2 separate regions of the Homo sapiens genome follow, and region 2 is linked to region 1. The links are chromatin loops, found by intact Hi-C in ENCODE. Cell type or tissue: psoas muscle. All regions are shown on one strand. Links, peaks and the distances in the headings refer to the core of each region. The heading gives the core; the rest is flanking DNA.

Region 1 (10,359 bases), core at 3,124-8,123:
AATACCCTCTCCACCAGATTTCACTTGGAATACTTATAAATTTGGATGAAGTCATCTCTTGTTCAGGTTCCCTAAATTTACTGAGTCATTGGCTGCCACTAAGTGACCTTCCATCTGTGAAGCTAGTCCCTGTAAACCAAGAACAGGTACCAGGCCCATAAACATTGACTTCTTGTATAATGTAAAATCTTTGTTTTCTTTTTAAAAAAATTTTTTAATTTATAAGATGTTTATTTAAAATGTTTTGTGGAAGTGAGGTATCACTATATTGCCTAGGCTAGTCTTGAACTCCTGGGCTCAAATAATCCCCCTGCATTGGTTTCCCCAAGTGTTGGTGCTGGGATTACAGGTGTGAGCCACTGTGTCCTGCCCTACTATCTTTGTTATAGTGGTGGACTTGTCATACGATTATATTATAATTATATGACATTATATCATTATATTGTTCTTAATTATAAGAAATAGTATATGACCTAGATTGTACAATGATTTGTCCAGTTATCCTGGTAAATTTTATTTACCTTTGTCTTGACGGAATTTGATTAAGCCTATGCAAATAACGTTATTAACATGAAAAAATAGACTTAGTTTTTACTTTATTTTGAGGTGGGGTCTCACTCTCTTGACCTACCTGGAGTGCAGTGGTATGATTGTGGCTCATTGCAATCTTGAATTCCTGGACTCAAGCAGTCCTGCCTCAGCCTCCTGAGTAGCTGGGACTACAGGCATGCGCCACCGCTCTCAAATGCCATTTAAAAATTTTCCTACAAAAGCATAATATATTAAATTGTGAGCTAGAGGTAGATGAAGAAGAAAGGAAAAGGGCTTCCTCATATAGCCATCAGAAAACAGAATATTAAAAAATAACACCAGCCTGGGCAATATGGTAAGACCCCGTCTCTACAAAAATAAAAAATAAAAACATTAACTGGGCATTGTGTGTCACATGCCTGTGGTCCCAGCTGCTGGGGAGGCTGAGGTAGGAGGATCGCTTGACGCTGGGAGGCTGATGCCTCAGTGAGCCGTGATCGCACCATCGCACCCCATCCTGGGCAAGAGACCAAGACCCTGCCTCAAAACAAAACAAAAAACGGCTGGGCATGGTGGCTCATACCTGTAGTCCCAGCACTTTGGGAGGCTGAGGCAGGTTGATCACCTGAGGTCAGGAGTTCAAGACCAGCCTGACCAACGTGGTGAAACCTCTCTCTACTAAAAACGTAAAAATTAGCTGGGGGTGGTGATGGGTGCCTGTAATCCCAGCTACTCGGGAGGCTGAGGCATAAGAATCACTTGAACCCCAGGGGGCAGAGGCTGCAGTGAGCCGAGATCGCACCATTGCATTCCAGCCTGGGAAACAGAGTAAGATTGTGTCTCAAGACAAAAAACAAAAGACAAAAGAAAAAACAAAAGAAAAAACCATAGTCTGAAACAACTGGTTAAATTTCTGCCACTAGTTCATTTAGTCCTATGCAGTTAATTCTGTTTCTCTTAGGCTTATTCTGTAGTCACTTTTAAGTTGTCTGCTTAGATGTTTAAGATACCTAGACATTTTGGCCTTTAGTATAGTTTTAAAATTTAAAAATGTTAGCTCAGTAGTTCATTGCCCAGAGTATTTCATAAATTATCAAGATTTAAAGGTACTTTGTACAGTCTTTTGCATGAGAATCTTCAACTGTCCTTTGAAGACAAATTATAGCATATGAGTCCTCAAGGGAAGCATCGGAGAGTAGCAGAAGCCATCACCCATTTGACAGTAAGACATTTCTGGTACTCTTCATTCATCTTTATAGATGTGCATTTTCATCTGATGCCCCTTTCTCTTTGGCCTGAAGGATATAATTTCATTTCCAGAATTGTTTATCACTGATTGTCTCAACTTTTATTTATCTGAAAATGTCTTTATTTCACCCTATTTTTGAAGGTTTGGTTCACTGGATAGAAAATTCTGGGTTGTTGATTTTTTTATTTCAGCACTTTAAAGTTGTTCTGTGGTGTTGTAACCTCCTCCCCTTTTTTTTTTTGAAGAGTTGATTTTTAATCTTGTTCTCAGTATGTGTGGTCTTTTTTTCTTGTGGATACTTTTAAGATTTTCTTTTTACGTTTGGTTTAAAATAGTTTGACTATGTATTTAGGTCTAGTTTTCTTTGTATTTATCCTGCATGGTATTCTTTGAGCTTCTTGGATTTGTAAATTTGTGTTTTCATCAAATATGGAAAGTTTTGGCCATTCTTCAAGTACTTTTTCTGCATCTCTGCTTCAATTTAATTCTCCTTCCTCTGGGACTCCAATCATACTTGCTAGGCCATTTGATTTTCTTTTGTTTTGAGGTGGAGTTTCGTTCTTGTACCCCAGGCTGGAGTGCAGTGGTGCTCTTTTGGCTCACTGCAACCTCCGCCTCCTGGGTTCAAGCAATTCTCCTGCCTCAGCTCCTGAGTAGCTGGGATTACAGGTGCTTGCCACCACACCTGGCTAATTTTTTTTGTATTTTTAGTAGAGATGGGGTTTTGCCATGTTGGCCAGGCTGGTCTTGAACTCCTGACCTCAGGTGATCCATCTGCCCCAGCCTCCCAAAGTGCTGGGATTACAGGTGTGAGCCACCAGGCCCAGCCGACCATTTGATATGTTTATAAGTCATTAAGGTTCTAACCATTTTTCTTCAGTCTTCTTCCTTTCTCTTCTTCAAATTGGATAATTCTTTTGATATCCCTTCAAGTTCAGTGACTTTTTCTGCCAACTCAATTTCTAAGCACTATTCAACAATGAAATACTTTTACCTCTTATTTCATTCCTACAGCCCTGTGTTGGGGTTGATAGAGGCTTCAGAAAAGGTAACAGGTTTATCAAAGTTATATACCTAGTTTGTGGCAGAACTGAAATTAGAACCTAACTTGATTGTTTACAAACTACAGACCATTTTCTTTCCATAATGCCATGATCTTTATCTTCTAATAAGTTGCTGTCAGTTAAAATGTTCATACTGTAACTGGTGTGAGTGGTGGTCCTGGTAGCGGATGCTACTTAATTAACAACATTGTCAAATTGCAGAAAATTGAAGTTCTTCTCATTTAAAAAACGGTTTTCAGTTGAAGAATTTAAGTATCCTGAAGTCAGTAATACCTTGAACTAATCTTTTTAGATGACATTCCTCCAGCAGTGAAAGTATGTCTGTGGTTACTCAACAGAAAAATTTAATTCTAATGACAGACTGTTTTTTTGAGACAGAGTTTTGCTCTTGTTGCCCAGGCTGGAGTGCAGTAGTGTGATCTCCTCTCACTACAATCTCTGCCTCCCAGGTTCAAGCGATTTTCCTGCCTCAGCCTCTCAAGTAGCTCGGGTTACAGGCATCCGCCACCACACCCTGCTAATGTTTTGTATTTTGTAGAGATGGAGTTTCACCATGTTGGCCAGGCTGGTCTTGACCTCCTGACCTCAGGTGATCCACCTGCCTCGGCCTCCCAAAGTGCTGGGACTACAGGCCTGAGCCACTGCACCCGGCCACCACATACGTTTTAAAATCAAGACTTTGGAATCCCAGACTGCGGTATCATTCATTGTCTCGGAAATTAACTCTTTGGAGTACCTCCTCTTGAGTTGATGGATTTTTTTTTTTTTTTTTTTTTTTTTTTTGAGACAGTCTCGCTCTGTTGCCCAGGCTGGAGTGCAGTGGTGCGTCGCGGCTCACTGCAAGCTCCACCTCCCGGGTTCACTCCATTCTCCTGCCTCAGCCTCCGGAGTAGCTGCGACTACAGGCGCCCGCCACCACGCCCGGCTAATTTTTTTTGTATTTTTAGTAGAGATGGGGTTTCACCATGTTAGCCAGGATGGTCTCGATCTCCTGACCTCGTGATCCGCCTGCCTCGGCCTCCCAAAGCGCTAGGATTACAGACGTGAGCCACTGCGCCTGGCCAAGTTGATGGATTTAACTTCATGAAAATTTTTAAACCAGTTTTTGTGTCATCTTAGTTAAAATAAGAACATTATAAAGTTTGGTAAAGGAATGAAAGCATTACTAAGCCAGGATAATTATCAAGTGCCTTTATATAAACATTTTCCTAAAATTCTAGTTTCTAAAGTTCTGTTAGAACCTTATAAGATAATTAGTAGTATGGGAAAAGAATTACTGGCATAAGAATGACATTCTTAGTTGTAGTAACCGTATATTTATATTTCTCCTTCAGTTTATTTTGAAATTAAATTTCTAAAGTTTAAAGGTAAACATTTTAATTATAAATTCTGCATTCATGCCTTCTAATTAAAATATGAACCAAATTCATAGAAATCCTATAAGGCAACGATTACTTAAAAACCAAACAACTTAAGTGAATTGTTTTTAGGTTTGTATTGCCTTATGTATAAAAATCAACATTTGTTGATTTTGCCTTGGATATAACACCTCTCATATTTAAAGCCAGAAAACACATGTTGCCAGATGGGAACTAGGAAGAGTAGTAGTCTCATCTTGGCATCATTTTCTTCATAATGACCAGTTCACTTGTTTTACACATAATCTCAGGTTCTTTCCAGCTTTAATTTTCTATGATTGACGGATCAGATTCTACATTACGGAACCTTTTAGTTACCTGCTAACTGCTGTTACACCACTCAAGATGCGTGATAACCAGTCAGATTAGAAGATGAAAGTCTTGGCCAGGTGCAGTGGCTCATGCCTGTAATCCTAGCACTTTGGGAGGCCTAGGTGGGCAGATCACTTGAGGTCAGGAGTTCGAAACCAGCCTGGCCAACATGATGAGATCTCGTCTCTACTAAAAATACAAAACAATTAGCCTGGCGTGTTGGCAGGCACCTGTAATCCCAGCTACTCAGGAGGCTGAGGCAGGAGAATCCCTTGAACCTGGGAGGTGGAGGTTGCAGTGAGTGGAGATTGTGCCACTGCACTCCAGGCTGGGCGACAGAGCGAGACTCTGTCTCAAAAAAAAAAAAAAAAAAAAAAAAAAAAAAAGAGAAGATGAAAGTCTTCATGATATTGCTGGGCACGGTGGCTCACGCCTGTAATCCCAGCACTTTGGAAGGCTGAGGTGGGCAGAATACCTGATTTTTTTTTTTTTTTTTTTTTGGAGACAGTTTTGCTGTTGCCGCCCAGTCTGGAGCGCAGTACCGCGATCTCAGCTCACTGCAACCTCTGCCTTCCGAGTTCAAGTAATTCTCCTGCCTCAGCCTCCTGAGTAGCTGGGATTACAGGCACCCGCCACCACGACTGGCTAATTTTTGTATTTTTAGTAGAGATGGAATTTTGCCACGCTGGCCAGGCTGGTCTCGATCCCCTGACCTCAGGCAATCCGCCTGCCTTTGCCTCCCAAAGTGATGGGATTACAGGTGTGAGCCACCACGCCCAGCCTTTAAAATGACCTTTTTTTTTTTTTTAAAGACACTCTCACTCTGTCACCCTAGTTGGAGTGCAGCGGCGCCATCTCGGCTCACTGCAACCTCTGCCTGTTGGGTTCAAGCGATTCTGCTGCCTCAGCTCCCTGAGTAGCTGGGACTACAGGCACGTACCACCATGCCCAGCTAATTTTTTATTTTTAGTAGAGATGGGGTTTCACCATGTTGGCCAGGCTGGTCTCAAACTTCTGACCTCAGGTGATCCGCCCGCCTTGGCCTACCAAAGTGTGCTGGGATTACAGGAGTGAGCCACCACGCCTGGCCTTAAAATAATTTTTTACAGGAGATATCTATAGGGATAGGTCAAGAATCTACAGTCCTTGGCTGGCGCTTAACTTGCAAAGGACCGTGATTTATAACTGGTTTTAAATTTTTTAGACTGGTGGGATCTTCCACTTGGTGTGGCTGGAAAAGAGTGATTTATTATTGGAAGTCCAGTAAGGCCAGTTCTATCTAAACTGTTAGAATAGCTGTAAGTGATGTGGCTTTACTGAGATTCCATGAAAAAAATAAAATATTTGATGCCATGACATAAGGCTTTTTTTTTTTTTAATTTTTTGGTGGGATTGGTTAAAAGCTTGGCTCTGAAGTTAGAATGACTTGGATTTAATTTCTAGCTCCACCACTTACTGGATGTATGACTTTGGGTTGAGTTTACCTTTCGATGTCTCAGTGTTTTCAAGTGAAGTAGGGATAATATTGAACTGTACTTTCATCTAGCTCACTATTCTGTGTTTCATAGGGCTGTCAGGAGGATTAAATGGGAGTAATAAGTGGAATGCATTTATCACAATACCTCACTCAGATGTTAGAGCAAGTATTTGTTCACATAGTGATTTTTTACTTTAAACACTAAAATTACACATTATTTTTATATAAATAAAGAGTATATATTATTTGAATTATGAAGTATACTTTGAAGGCTATTCTTGAACCCACTCCTTGAACTGAAGAACGGGACGGTCAGTTCGTATAGTGTACCTGCTCCCTGAATCTTTCTTCCCGAAGTCATCCTGCTTCTATCCTTGAAGTCACAGCTATCTTTGAGTTAATAATTAACTTCATTTAAAAAACTTTGAAAAAGTCTCATTTGGATGTGTCCTTGAACAATGTTTAGTTTTCTTGTTTTTTTTAGCTTTCCAAAAATATAATGGATGTAATGTGGTGGCTTTCTAAATTGTAAGATCCAACCATGTTGTGTATAATTCATTTTTACCATCCCTGTATTGTATTCTTTTGCATGGCTTCATTAGAATTCATTTTTCAAATCTGCAATTGATAAACATTAGAGTTTCTTCTAGCTTTTGAAGTGTGAACAACGTTGCAATGATCATTTTTTGTATCTCGTTTAAAATATTTTTATTGCTCTAAAGTTTTAAACAAACTTGATTTTAACTGCTAATATATTTGCTTTCAATGTGGTGGTACTACTTTAGAAAAAGTAAATTTTCTTTCTTTTTTTAAATTTTAGACAGGGTCTCACACTGTTGCCCAGGCTGAACTGCAGTGCCATGATCTTGGCTTACTGCAGCCTCTGCCGCCCAGTCTCAAGCGATACTCCCACCTCAGCCTCTTGAGTAGCTGGGACTACAGGCGCTTGCCACCACACTTGACTAATTAATATTTTTACATTTTTGGTAGAGATGGGGATTTCAACATGTTGCCCAGGGTGGTCTCGAACTGAGCTCAAGCGATCCACCTGCCTCGGCCTCCTGAAGTGCTGGGATTACAGGTGTGAGGCACCATACTAAGCCAAAAGTAAATTTTCTTACTGAAATGTTTTATACATTGTTTCTTGTTTTATTAGCTAAGTTATTTCATATCACTTTTTATTTATCATAGGATTAGCAATAAGCACTGTAATTTTCCTTAAGTACTTGATTTCAAAAAACCAACTTTATTAAAGCATAATATACATACAAAATATTTACCAACCTTACATTTACAATTTAATGAGTTTTGACAAATGTGACCATCACCACAGTCATGATATAAAACATTTCTACCATTCCCTAAAGTTCTTTGTGCCTCTGTGCAATCAGTCATCTCCACTGGTCCCTAGCAACCAGAAGAAACCTCCAACTGGTCTGCTTTATGTCACTACTGTTTTACCTTTTCTAAAATTTCATGTGAATAGTATTCCCATTTTGTGTGTGTTACACCTTTTATAATTGTCCCACCATTCTTGGATATTCTTTTCTTTTTCATTTTCTCTTTCTTTTTCAGTTTTGGGGAGTTTGTATTGATCTTAAGGCTCTCTGGTCTCCCACTCCTATGTTTGGTCTACTGATGAGCCCATCAAAGGCATTTTGCATTTCTGTTAGTCTTTTTTGATTCTAACCTGTGCTTTTTTTTTTTTTTTTGGGAGGGGGAGATGGAGTTTCGCTCTGTCGCCTAGGCTGGAGTGCAGTGGTGCGATCTCGGCTAACTGTAACCTCTGCCTCCCGGGTTCATGCCATTCTCCTGCCTCAGCCTCCCGAGTAGCTGGGATTACAGGTACTCGCCACCAAGCCCAGCTACTTTTTGTGTTTTTAGTAGAGATAGGGTCTCTCCATATTGTCCAGGCTGGTCTTGAACTCCTGACCTCAGGTGATCCACCGGCCTCGGCCTCCCAAAGTGCTGGGATTACAGGTGTGAGCCACCGCACCTGGCCTAACCTTTCCTTTTGATTCCTCCTTAGAGTTTTTATCTCTCTGCTTACATTACCCATCTCTTCTTGCATGTTGTCTGCTTTCCCCATTAGAGCCCGTTAACATATTAATCATAGTTAAGATTCCATGATTGGTTTTTAGATTTTTAGAATAAATGTTTTTAAAGAACCAGGCTTCTGCCGGGCGTGGTGGCTCACGCCTGTAATCCCAGCACTTTAGGAGGCCGAGGTGGGCGGATCATGAGGTCAGGAGATTGAGACCATCCTGGCTAACGCAATGAAACCCCATCTCCACTAAAAAATACAAAAAAATTAGCCAGGCGTGGTGGCGGGCGCCTGTAGTCCCAGCTACTCTGGAGGCTGAGGCAGGAGAATGGCGTGAATGTGGGAGGCGGAGCTTGCAGTGAGCCAAGATCACGCCACTGCACTCCAGCCTGGGCGATAGGGCGAGACTCTGTCTCAAAAAAAAAAAAAAAAAAAAGAACCTGGCTTCTTTACTGTTTACTAGCGAACTTTGGAAGCATCATTTACATGTATTATCAAACCTGTTTTTATTTTATTTTATTTTGAGATGGAGTTTCGCTCTGTCGCTCAGGTTGGAGTGCCGTGGCACAATCTCTGCTCACTGCAACCTCCACCTCCTGGGTTCACGCGGTTCTCCTGCCTCAGCCTCCTGAGTAGCTGGGATTACAGGTGCGTGCCACCATGCCTGGCTAATTTTTGTTATTTTTAGTAGAGACAGGGTTTCACCATGTTGGCCAAGCTGGTCTCGAACTCCTGACCTCAAGTGATCCTCCTGCCTTGGCCTCCCAAAGTGCTGGGATTACAGGCATGAGCCACCACACCTGGCTGAAACCTATTTTTATTATTAGTGCTCATGATTTCTCATTTAAGAATATACATAATCACACAGCTTACACACAAATATTCATAGCAACAGTATTCATAGTAGCAGAACAACAACTTAAATTTCCATCAGCTGATAGGTGCATAAATAAAATGTGGTGTATCCATACAGTGAAGTATTAGCCAGAAATAAAAAGCAATGAAGTACAGTCATGTAGCATATAACAATGTTTCAGTCAATGAAGGAATAGGACCACATATATGACAGTGGTTCCATAAGATTATACTGTATTTTTACTGTACCTTTTCTATGTTTAGATATGCTTAGATACACAAATACCATTGTATTACACTTGCCTGCGCTATTCAATATATTAACATGCAGTATAGGTATAGGTTTGTTGCGTAGGAGCTGTAGGCTATACCATATAGCCTAGATTTAGGCTGTATTATCTAGGTTTGTTAAGGGACACTCTGTGATGTTTGCACAATGATGAAATGGAATGAAGGCACATTTCTCGTAATGTATCCCTGTCATTAAGCTAGGCATGACTGAACCGATATGTGCTACAATGTTGATGTATTTGAAAACACTATGCTAAGTAAAAGAAGCCAGTCACAAAGAACTAGATATTGTGTGATGCCATTTATATTAAATGTCCTGAATAGGTAAATCCATAAAGACGCAAATACGTAAGTGGTTGTCAAGGGCAGGGGTGAATAGGTGGAAGGTTGGGTTATATGAGGTTGAGGGGGTGGGAATGGGAGCAGGGGGGAATAACAGCTAAGGGATTTTGAGTTCTTTTTGGGATAATGAAAATGTTCTAAAATTGATTACAGTGAGAGTTACACAACTCTGAAATATACTAAAAGCCAGTCGTGCACTTTAAGCATATAATATGTGAATTAATATCTCAGTAAAGCTGTTAAAGAATCTAGCTGATGTATGCAAAACTGCTAAGAACACTATGATGTCATACAGAAATTTTATGGAAAAATATTACTTTCCTCATGACACTGATCTCAAAAGGTTTCCTATCTCAAACATTGTTAGATTTCAAAAATAAGATGTTAATTGCACTCACTTCAAATTTTAAAAAACCTTATTCAGTCTTTTTATAGAGGTCATCCTGTAATTATATGGTCAATATGAATTCCAGCAGCATATCTTTTTCATGTGTCAAGAAAGTTTACATTGAAAAGATTGCATTCTTAAAAAGACCATACCCAGATCCATCTCCACTTCCTGTTTGTCCACTAAACATTTGTGAGATATTTATGGCTATCTTGCGCAATGCCTCCAGAAATCAATGTTTGCTCTCAAGTTTATAACTACAGTTTAAAAAAAATTCACCAAAAAATTCATAATCCTGGTGGATCTGCTGTTTAGGACTAGTTAGTTAAGTGCAGTATATACAAGTAGAAAAGCTCCAATTATTTTACTTGAGATGATCTGATGGCTA
Region 2 (10,359 bases), core at 2,379-7,378, 190 kb before region 1:
CCCACCACACCTGGCTAATTTTTGTATTTTTAGTAGAGACGGGGTTTCACCATGTTGGCCAGACTGTTCTCAAACTCCTGACCTCAAGTGATCCGCCTGCCTCGGCTTCCCAAAGTGCTGGGGTTAAAGGTATGAGCCCCCGAGCCTGGCTGTATATGTGTATTTGTATAAAATTACCTAGGCATGGAGAAAAAGATGGGAGCATACAAACCCGAGGTGAGAACGGGAGAGAAAAAGGAGAAATAGGGAAGGAGAAGCCAAGAGAAAAAAGAAAGAGAAAAACCAAAAAGATTTCTCTAGAAGAAACTTCCTGGCCGGGCATGTTGGCTCACGCCTGTAATCCCAGCACTTTGGGAGGCCAAGGGCAGGGGTGGATTACCAGAGGTCAGGAGTTCGAGACTAGCCTGGCTAACATGGTGAAACCCCGTCTCTACTAAAAATGTAAAAATTAGCTGGGCGTGGTGGTGAGGCCCTGTAATCCCAGCTACTCGGGAGGTTGAAGCAGGAGAATCACTTGAAACTGGGAGGTGGAGGTTGCGGTGAGCTGAGATTGTGCCATTGCACTCCAGACTGGGCGACAAGAGCAAAACTCCATCTCACAAAACAAAAAACAAAAAACAAAAACTTTCTTTCCCCCAACATATATGATATGATCACATTTATGATTTTTTGTAAAATTATATGCGTGTGCATGTACATGTATAAAACCGTTAAATCATAGATTTAATGCATTATAATCAAACAGAATTTAACACAGAATTAGACTTACTGTTATTATGGCACCATCATTATTAATTATGCCTGCAATGCCTCCTTTATGCAGAGAGTAACAATGCATATTTGCATGAACAGTATTTCTGGTGTATAATTTTCCAATTATCTGGTATTAGAATATGCACGTATTATGAATCAAATATGAATTATTTAGACTCTTCCCCCGAAATATATCCAGAGTCCTGGAAGTTAATTTATGTGGTTGAATAATTAATATAAGTGATTATAGCACCCCGCCCCCTTAAAGAAAAGACCATTTGGTCTTTGCCTGCCCAGCAACTGAGGCCCTTGGAGGAGACTCTGCCTTTGCCCAATAGTTTCCCTGGATTTTTGTAATGGGAAGAATGAAACAGGAGCCAGACAGAGAGGGAGCTATGGAGTAGATCAGTAGAGCTTTTCCTGCTGAGCAGACTCTTGCCAATCACTTTCGTTCTTCTACTCCAGATCTGGATCTCTCAACGCTTGATGTGAACATGTGACCCAGACCTAGCCAATCGGAGGGCTTCATCCATCTGGCCAATGTGATTGGTCAGATCTGGGCACATGACCCAAACTGGGCCAATCAGAGGATTCATTTCCTACCACTTCCTGCTGAAACTGTCAGAGACACGCCTTTCTTGAGACTGCTGGCCCCTCTCACCACACTGAGAGTGAAGCCTCACAGAAGACGCTGACAGCATGAAGGACTAGAAGATTCTGAAGACATCTTTGAGCACCTGGCTCCAACTGTGCTAGGATCTTAGGATCTGGGTATATTTAAAGTGCACAATGTCTTTTATTTTATTTTTTTTTTGAGACGGAGTCTCAATCTGTCGCCCAGGCTGGAGTGTAGTGGCGCAATCTCGGCTCACTGCAAGCTCCACCTCCCAGGTTCACGCCATTCCCATGCCTCAGCCTCCCCAGTAGCTGGGACTACAGGCGCTTGCCACCACGCCCAGCTAATTTTTTTGTATTTTTTTAGTAGAGACGGGGTTTCACCATGTTAACAAGGATGGTCTCCATCTCCTGACCTCGTGATCCGCCCGCCTTGGCTTCCCAAAGTGCTGGGATTACAGGGCGTGAGCCACTGCACCCGGCCTTTTTTTTTTTTTTGAGACAGTCTCTCTCGCCCAGGCTGGAGTGCAATGGTGCGATCTTGGCTCACTGAAACCTCCACCACCTGGGTTCAAGAGATTCTCCTGCCTCAGCCTCCCGAGTAGCTGAGATTAAAGGTGCGCACCACCATGTCCGGCTAATTTTAGTATTTTTTGTAGAGAAGAGTTTTCGCCATTTTGCCCAGGCTGGTCTTGAACTACTGGGGTCAAGTGGTCTTCCTGCCTCTGCCTCCCAAAGCGCTAGGACTGCAGGCATGAGCCAACACGACTGGCTGTGTTCATGAGCTAATATTGTCTCTTCTGGTTTCTGTTTGATTTCCAGATTAATGGTATATCCATCAAGAGTAGTATTCTTGGCCGGGGGCTGTGGCTCACACCTGTAATCCCAACATTTTGGGAGGCCTAATTGGGAGAATCACTTGAGCCCAGGAGTTTGAGACCATCCTGGGCAACGTAGAGAGACCGCATCTCCACCAAAAAAAAAAAAAAAAAAAAAAATGCTGGGCGTGGTGGCTCACGCCTGTAATCCCAGCACTTTGGGAGGCTGAGGTGGGAGGATCACTTGAGGTCAGGAGTTCGATTCGAGAACGGCCTGGCCACTATGGTGAAACCCCGTCTCTACTAAAAATACAAAAATTCGCCGGGTGTGGTGGCAGGTGCCTGTAATCCCAGCTGCTCGGGAAGCTGAGGCAGGAGAATCGCTTGAACCCGAGAGGTGGAGTTTGCAGTGAGCCGAGATCGCGGCATTGCACTTCAGCTTGGGCGACAGAGCCAGACTCCGTCTAAAAAAAAAAAGAAGCCAGGCGTGGTGGTGCGTGCTTGTGGTTCCAGCTACTCAGAACACTGAGGTGGGAGGATTGCTTGGGCCCAGGAGGTCGAGGCTGCAGTGAGCTGTGATTGCACCACTGCACTCCAGGCTGGGTGACAGAATAAGACCTTGTCTCAAAAAGAAAAAAAAAAGCAAGATTCTTGGGTTCTGTTCTTTCTCATTTGTTCTTTCTTTCTTTTTTTTTTTTTTTTTTGAGGTGGAGTCTTGCTCTGTCTCCCAGGCTGGAGTGCAGTGGTGCAATCTCGGCTCACTGCAAGCTCCGCCCGCCGGGTTCACGCCATTCCCCTGCCTCAGCCTCCCGAGTAGCTGGGACTACAGCGCCCGCCACCACGCCTGGCTGATTTTTTGTATTTTTAGTAGAGACGGGGTTTCACTGTGTTAGCCAGGATGGTCTCGATCCCCTGACCTCGCGATCCACCCGCCTCGGCCTCCCAAAGTGCTGGGATTACAGGTGTGAGCCACTGCGCCTGGCCTTGTTCTTTCATTAAATTTTTCCTCAACACTATGTGCCAAGCCTTTCTGAGGCTCTGAGGGTACAAGGATGAATCAAACTGAGTATTATGGCAGAGACAGCTGTTTCAGCACTAATATCTCTTTTTTCCCCTTCTTTCTTTAATAACAGAAGTTATGAGTTTTAGGTGGGTGCATGTTTATCCAGTTGATGACTACATTTCTCTTTTTTTGTTTTGAGACGGCGTCTCACTCTGTTGTCCAGGCTGGAGTGCAGTGGCACAATCTTGGCTCACTGCAACTTCCACCTCCCGGGTCAGTGATTCTCCTGCCTCAGGCTCCCGAGTAGCTGGGACTACAGGTGCCGGCCACTGCGCCCGGCTAATTTTTGTATTTTTAGTAGAGATGGGGTTTCACCACGTGGGCCAGGTTGGTCTCCAGCTCCTGACCTCAGGTGATCTGCCCACCTTGACCTCCCAAAGTGCCAGGATTACAGGGGTGAGCCACCATGGCCGGCCCCCGATGACTACATTTCCTTTTTTTTTTCTTTTCTTTTTTTTTTTTTTTGAGACAGAGTCTAGGTCTGCCACCCAGGCTGGAGTGCAGTGGCGTGATCTTGGCTCACTGCAACTCCTGGGTTCAAGCAATTCTCTTGCCTCAGCCTCCTGAGTAGCTGGGATTACAGGCACCCAACAACACCATGCCTGGATATTTTTGTATTTTTAGTAGAGACAGGTTTTCACCATGTTGGCCAGGCTGGTCTTGAACTCCTGACCTCAGGTGATCTGCCTGCCTCGGCCTCCCAAAGTGCTGAGGTTACAGGTGTGAGCTGCTGTGCCTGGCCTGATGACTACATTTCTCAGCCTGCTTTGGATCTAAGTGTTGATGTGACTGAGTTCTGGTCAGTGAGATATAAGCAACAATGATAAATGTTCCTTCTAGGTCATGCTATTTTTTTTTGCTCTGACACACTTTATCATCACTTAATGGGTCATGCTATTAAAAGGAATGGATATGTTCTCCCTTTGCCCCTTTTTCTGCCATTTTCCACTGGCCAGGATGCAGGTGTGATGGCAGGACCTAGAGCAGGTACCTCGACCCAGAGATTGAAGCTGTGTGTTGAAGCTGGCCATTGCCTCCCTGCTACCCTAGGACCTCCTAACTTGGGTTGTTAGTGAGAGAGATATATACTTGATTTTGTTTAAGCCACTAAACTTAATGTCTCTTTGTTATAGCAGCCTAGATTTTACCCAAACTAATAAGCCTTTGACCTCCACTTCTAGTGAAATAGACCAAAGAGACAGCCACCCCCTGCCCCCCGCAAAAAAGTGACAAGTTCTGAAATAGATATAACCCCATGGTGTTGTGAGGTTATAAATTAGGGCATGCGTGGCTGGGCGCAGTGGCTCACGCCTGTAACCCCAGCACTTTGGGAGGCTGAGGCAGGCGGATCACCTGAGGTTGAGAGTTCGAGACCAGCCTGACCAACATGGAGAAACCCTGTCTCTACTGAAAATACAAAATTAGCTGGGCATGGTGATGCATGCCTGTAATGCCAGCTACTCGGAAGGCTGAGGCAGGAGAATCACTTGAACCTGGGAGGCAGGGGTTGCGGTGAGCCGAGATCACGCCACTGTACTCCAGCCTGGGCAACAAAAGCGAAACTCCGTCTCAAAAAAAAAGTTAGGGCATGCTCAACTTGGGCTGAGACACTGTTTGATGAAAGGCTTACTGAGGAGGATGGCTGAAAAGAATTCCCATAAGCAGAAATTGGAGTAGGGCTGGACGTTTGAATCAATTAAAAATGTTTTGAGCTGTGAGCAGTGGCTCACACCTGTAATCCCAGCACTTTGGGAGGCTGAGTCAGGAGGATCACTTGAGTCCAGCAGGTCAAGGCTGCAGTGAGCCATGATCAGGCCACTGCACTGCAGCCTTAGTGACACAGCAAGATACACACACACACACACACACACACACACACACACACACACACACACACACGGTGTTTTGGCTATAAGTAACAAGAATAACAAAATACAACAAGGAATATCTTTAAGGAGTCATTCATTTATTCTACAAACATTTTCCTGTCACTTACTATATTCCAGGTCCTGTTCTAGGTGCTGGGGATATGGCAATGAATAAAACAGATCAACCCCCTCACCACTCCTGAAAATCCAAGAAAAACTCTGGCTTTATAGATTTTATGATCTGTGGGGAGAGATTTATTATCTTACAGAACAAGAAATCCAGAGATAGGTGGTCCTGGGCTGGTGGATAGAGGCTCAACACTATCTTAAAGGACCTTATTCTTTCCATCTCTTCACTCTGCCATCCTCAGTGTGTCGGCTTTTTTCTCAACCTTGTAACCTCATAGTTGTAATATGGCTGCCACTGCTCCAGGAGGCACATCACATACACATTAATCCAGTGGAGTAGAAGAAGAGAACCTGTTTCCTCCCATGCTGCTCTTCTTTTTTATTTTTCTAGCAGGAAAACTTCCTCGGAAGTCTTCAGCTAACTTTAAATCTTATTTACTAGAATTGCATCACATTCCTAATAAAATCACTGGCAAGTCGAAGGAAACAAGCATGAGTGGCTTAGGTCAGTGTTCTCAAATGGTTGTCTCAGGACCAGGCACGGTGGCTCATGCCTGTAATCCCAGCACTTTGGGAGGCCAAGGTGGGTGGATCACCTGAGGTCGGGAGTTTGAGACCAGCCTGGCTAACATGGTGAAACCCTATCTCTGCTAAAAATACAATTAGCTGGGCGTGTTGGCACGCACCTGTAATCCCAGCTACTCGGGCAGCTAAGGCGGGAGAATCGCTTGAACCTGGGAGGCGGAGGTTGCAGTGAGCCGAGATCATGCCACTGCACTCCAGCCTGGGTGACAAAGTGAGACTCCGTCTCAAAACAAAACAAAACAAAACAAAATGAGACAAAAAAGCTGTTGTCAGGTTATTAATGACTCCAAAGAGCTTTGGTTTATGTGGTTATGTCTATTGATATTTGCTATATTAGAAGTTAAAAGTGAAAAAAATTAAACATGTATTTATTCATTCAAAATTATCCTTTACATAGTAACATAAATAATTTTTTATGAAAAATAGCTATACTTTGCAAGACAAAAAATAGTGCAAAGCATGGCATTTTTTGTTTGTTTCTTTGTTTGTTTGTTTTAGACAGGTTCTTGCTCTGTTTCCCAGGCTAGAGTGCAGTGATGCAATCATAGCTCCCTGCAGCCTCGACCTCCTGGGCTGAAGCGACCCTCCTTCCTCAGCATCCTGAGTACCAGGAAGCACAGGCTTGCAGCACCACATCCAGCTAATTACTTCATAATTTTTATAGAGACAAGGTCCTTCTGTGTTCCCCAGGCTGGTCTTGAACTCCGGGACTCAAGCGATCCTCTGGCCTTGGCCTCCAAGTGGCAAAGTGGCCCTGTTTTGCATTTTGCTATTATCTCTTTGATGTCTGCTTAACAGAAGAAGCTGGATTTTCATGCCTGCTTCTGCATTCAACCCATTGTGATATTCTGTTTTGCTTTAAATACACAGAAATTCTGGTCTCATACATGTATGTTGTTGCAAAAAAGAAGGCTTTGTGGACCTCTTGGAAAGGTCTTGAGGATTCAGCATTCACAACTGGAGAACCACTGACTTATATTGATTAAAACTCACTCTCTGAGGATCCCTTGAGCCCAGAAGTTTGAGACCTGAGCAACATATTGAGACTCCGTCTCTAAAATATAAAAATAGGCCAAGTGTAGTGGTTCATGCCTGTAATCCCAGCACTTTGGGAGGCCGAGGCAGGTGGATCACTTGAGGGCAGGAATTCGAGACCAGCCTGGCCAACATGGTGAAATCCTGTCTCTACTAAAAATAGCAAAATTAGTTGGGCATGGTGGCGCACACCTGTAATTCCAACTACTTGGGTGGCTGAGACAGGAGAATTGCTTGAACCTGGAGGTGGAGGTTCAGTGAGCCAAGATTGTACCACTGCACTCCAGCCTGGGCGACAGTGCGAGACTCCATCTCAAAAAAATAAAATAAATAAAAATTTAAAAAATTACCTGGATGTGGTGGTGGTGTGCACTTGTAGTCCTAGCTGCTTGGGAGGCTGAGGTGGGAGGATCATTTGAGCCCAGGAGGTGGAGGCTGTGGTGAGCTATGATCGTGCCACTGCACTCCATCCTGGGAGACACAGCAAGACCCTGTCTCAAAACAACAACAACAACAACAGCACTCACTCCCTGGGCTATAAAGAGGCTTAGCCCCCACCCATAATTCCACACAGCTCAACCTCCCTATAAACACATGGCTGCTTCCATTCCTTAACAAAATCATAATTCTCTCAGCAAGGAGAAAGGCAGGGAGGGGTATTGGACAAAATCATAATTCTCTCAGCAAGGAGAAAGGCAGGGAGGGTTATTGGGTGGGCAGCCCACAGAGTCTGCCACGGATTGCTCTACAGCGGAGGTTTTCCAGCCTATTCGACCGTGTCCCACAGTAACAAATACATTTTACATGGTGACTCAGTACACACATGCACACAACAGAAACATTTTTATTAACAATACTTAGGCTTGCAACATGGAATGCCCTCTGATATTTTCTATTCTTTGTATTCTTTTCTATTTCTTTTTTTAAAAAGTGCTGGCTGTAACCCAATAAATTCACTTCATGATTCACTAGTGGGTCATAATCTTCAGTGTGAAAAATACTGTTCTCTAGGGACTTGTTATTTGATTGGATAGAGGGGCTAGACAGAGGCCTTCAAAGGAGGGAATTCATAACCATTGCCTCAAAAGTTGGCCAAGGAATTGCCCCAAGATGCCTGTGTTGACCCAGCCTTTGTCCTTTTTGCCTGCATTAACTCTTTTATATTGAGCAGAGGGCAAGTAGGCTCAACTCAAATGGTGTTAAGTAAAAAGGTAAGGCTGGGCGCAGTGGCTCACACCGCGGCACTTTGGGAGGCCGAGGCAGGCGGATCACCTGAGGTTAGTCTGGCCAACATGGTGAAACCCCATCTCTACTAAAAATACAAAAATTAGCCAGGCATGGTGGTACGCGCCTGTAGTTCCAGCTACTCGGGAGGCTGAGGCAGGGAGAAACCCTTGAACCCGGGAGGCGGAGGTTGCAGTGAACGGAGATTGCACCACTCACTTCAGCCTGGGTGACAAAAAAAAGTCTCAAAAAAAAAAAAAAAGTAAAAAGATAAACAGAATTATAATTATAACAAAATTTATTGACTCATAGAATTGGAAATCCCAGGAGCCTCGTGAGCTTCAGGCACAGCCAGAATGATGGCCACAGGGTAAGTACTTGTTGATCTCCCCCTGGAGACCCTCATGTCCTCCATGTTGGCTTCTCAGGAGGAGAATCTCAGGCAATAGTGCCCCCTGTAGCTCCCCAACTTCAAAAACCAGAGTATAGAAAACTACATCTTACTGGCAGGTCTAGAAAAATGTCGCCAAACCTGGATCATGCATCCACCTTTTTTTGTTTGTTGGTTTTTGAGACAGTCTCGCTCTGTTGCCCAGGCTGGAGTGCAATGGCACGATCTCAGCTCACTGCAACCTCCACCTCCTGGGTTCAAGCGATTCTCCTGCCTCACCCTCCTGAATAGCTGGGATTACAGGTGTGCACCACCATGCCTGGCTAATTTTTGTATTTTTAGTAGAGACAGGGTTTCACTATGTTGGCCAGGCTGGTCTTGAACCCCTGACCTGGTGATTCACCTGCCTCGGCCTCCCAAAGTGCTGGGATCACAGGCATGAGCCACCGCACCTGGCCTATGCATCCACCTTTTGAAGGGAATGTTGAGGTCAGCCTTCTCTGAACACGTGGGGTGAGAGTGGATGGGCAGTGGCTTTCCAGTGGAGAGGAGGAAGTTGTTGCTTGAAGCAGGGAGGATTTTGAGCAGGCAAAACCAGCAGATGTTTACTACCTCAAGCTCCATGAGGCCAGGGAAGGTGCTGGGTCCTGAGCACCACTGTATGCCCAATGACTGGCACAAATTAGACTCAGAAAATACTTGTATGAACAAGGGCAATTGTGTTGTATGATTGGGTATCCATGGACAATTTACATATTTGAAAAGGTAACAGAAAGATTTGTAGGGCATGATGGCTCATGCCTGTAATCCCAGGACTTTGTGAGGCTGAGGTGGGAGGATTGCTTGAGCCCAGGAGTTCAAGACCGGCTTGGGTAGCACAACAAGATGCCATCTCTACAAAAAATTAGCTGGGTGTGGTGGCATGTACCTGTGGTCCCAGCTACGTGAGGGGCTGAGGCAGGAGGATTGCTTGAGCACAAGAGGTCAAGGCTGCAGTGTGCTATAATCCTACCACTGCACTCCAGCCTGGGCAACAGAGAAAGACCACATCTCAAAATAAAAAAACAAAATAAAGAAGGATAGACAAATAGGTTAGTGGAAGAGAATAGAAAGTCCAGCTAGCTGGGTGCGGTGGCTCACGCCTGTAATCCTAGCACTTTGGGAGGCCGAGGCGGGCGGATCACAAGGTCAGGAGATCGAGACCATCCTGGCTAACACCGTGAAACCCTGTCTCTACTAAAAAAATACAAAAAATTAGCCGGGCGTGGTGACGGGCGCCTGTAGTCCCATCTACTTGGGAGGCTGAGGCAGAAGAATGGTGTGAACCTGGGAGGTGGAGCTTGCAGTGAGTGGAGATGCGCCACTGCACTCCAGCCTGGGAGACAGATCAAGACTCCGTCTCAAAAAAAAAAAAAAAAGAAAGAAAAAGAAAGCCCAGCTGAGACTGACACATATATGGCCAAATTATCTTCAACAAAGTCACCAGGGTAATTCATTGAAGAAAATCAATTTTGTATTTCAACAAATATTACTGGGACAGGCCAGGTGCAGTGGCTCATGCCTATAATCCCAGCACTTTGGGAGGCTGAGGCAGAAGGATCACTTGAGGCCAGGAGTTTGAGCAGCCTGGGCAACAAAGGGAAACCTCGCCTCTGTCTAAATAAATAAATAAATAAAATTCACTGTTGAGAAAAAGAAAAGGCCACTGAATTGTATACTTTATTTCATTTTATTTATTTATTTTTGAGACTGAGTCTCGCTCTGTCACCCAGGCTAGAGTGCAGTCTCATGATCTCAGCTCACTGCAACCTCCGCCTCCCTTCAAGCGATTCTCCTGCCTCAGCCTACTGAGTAGCTGGAATTACAGACATGCACCAC

What was found. Peaks named below come from ENCODE experiments on the same cell type or tissue, not always from the same donor. Only the 100,000 strongest peaks of a DNase experiment are listed, where the experiment ranks them.
Region 2: a loop joins it to region 1, with 2.5 times the contacts of the local background. A loop is called at or near these places in 1 of 110 quality-filtered maps.

Annotation. Positions count from the first base shown.
Region 1 is chr20:47,589,736-47,600,094 of GRCh38, forward strand. The region is part of intron 2 of NCOA3 (nuclear receptor coactivator 3); the gene reads left to right. Among named protein-coding and RNA genes, the nearest start is that of NCOA3, 93 kb to the left of the region's middle. RefSeq lists a silencer at 1-157. In psoas muscle, for the core only: no CTCF peak of the experiment used is centred there; no DNase peak of the experiment used is centred there.
Region 2 is chr20:47,399,567-47,409,925 of GRCh38, forward strand. All of the region lies in intron 1 of LINC01754 (long intergenic non-protein coding RNA 1754), which reads right to left. Among named protein-coding and RNA genes, the nearest start is that of LINC01754, 7.4 kb to the right of the region's middle. In psoas muscle, for the core only: no CTCF peak of the experiment used is centred there; no DNase peak of the experiment used is centred there; H3K27ac peaks cover 648 bases.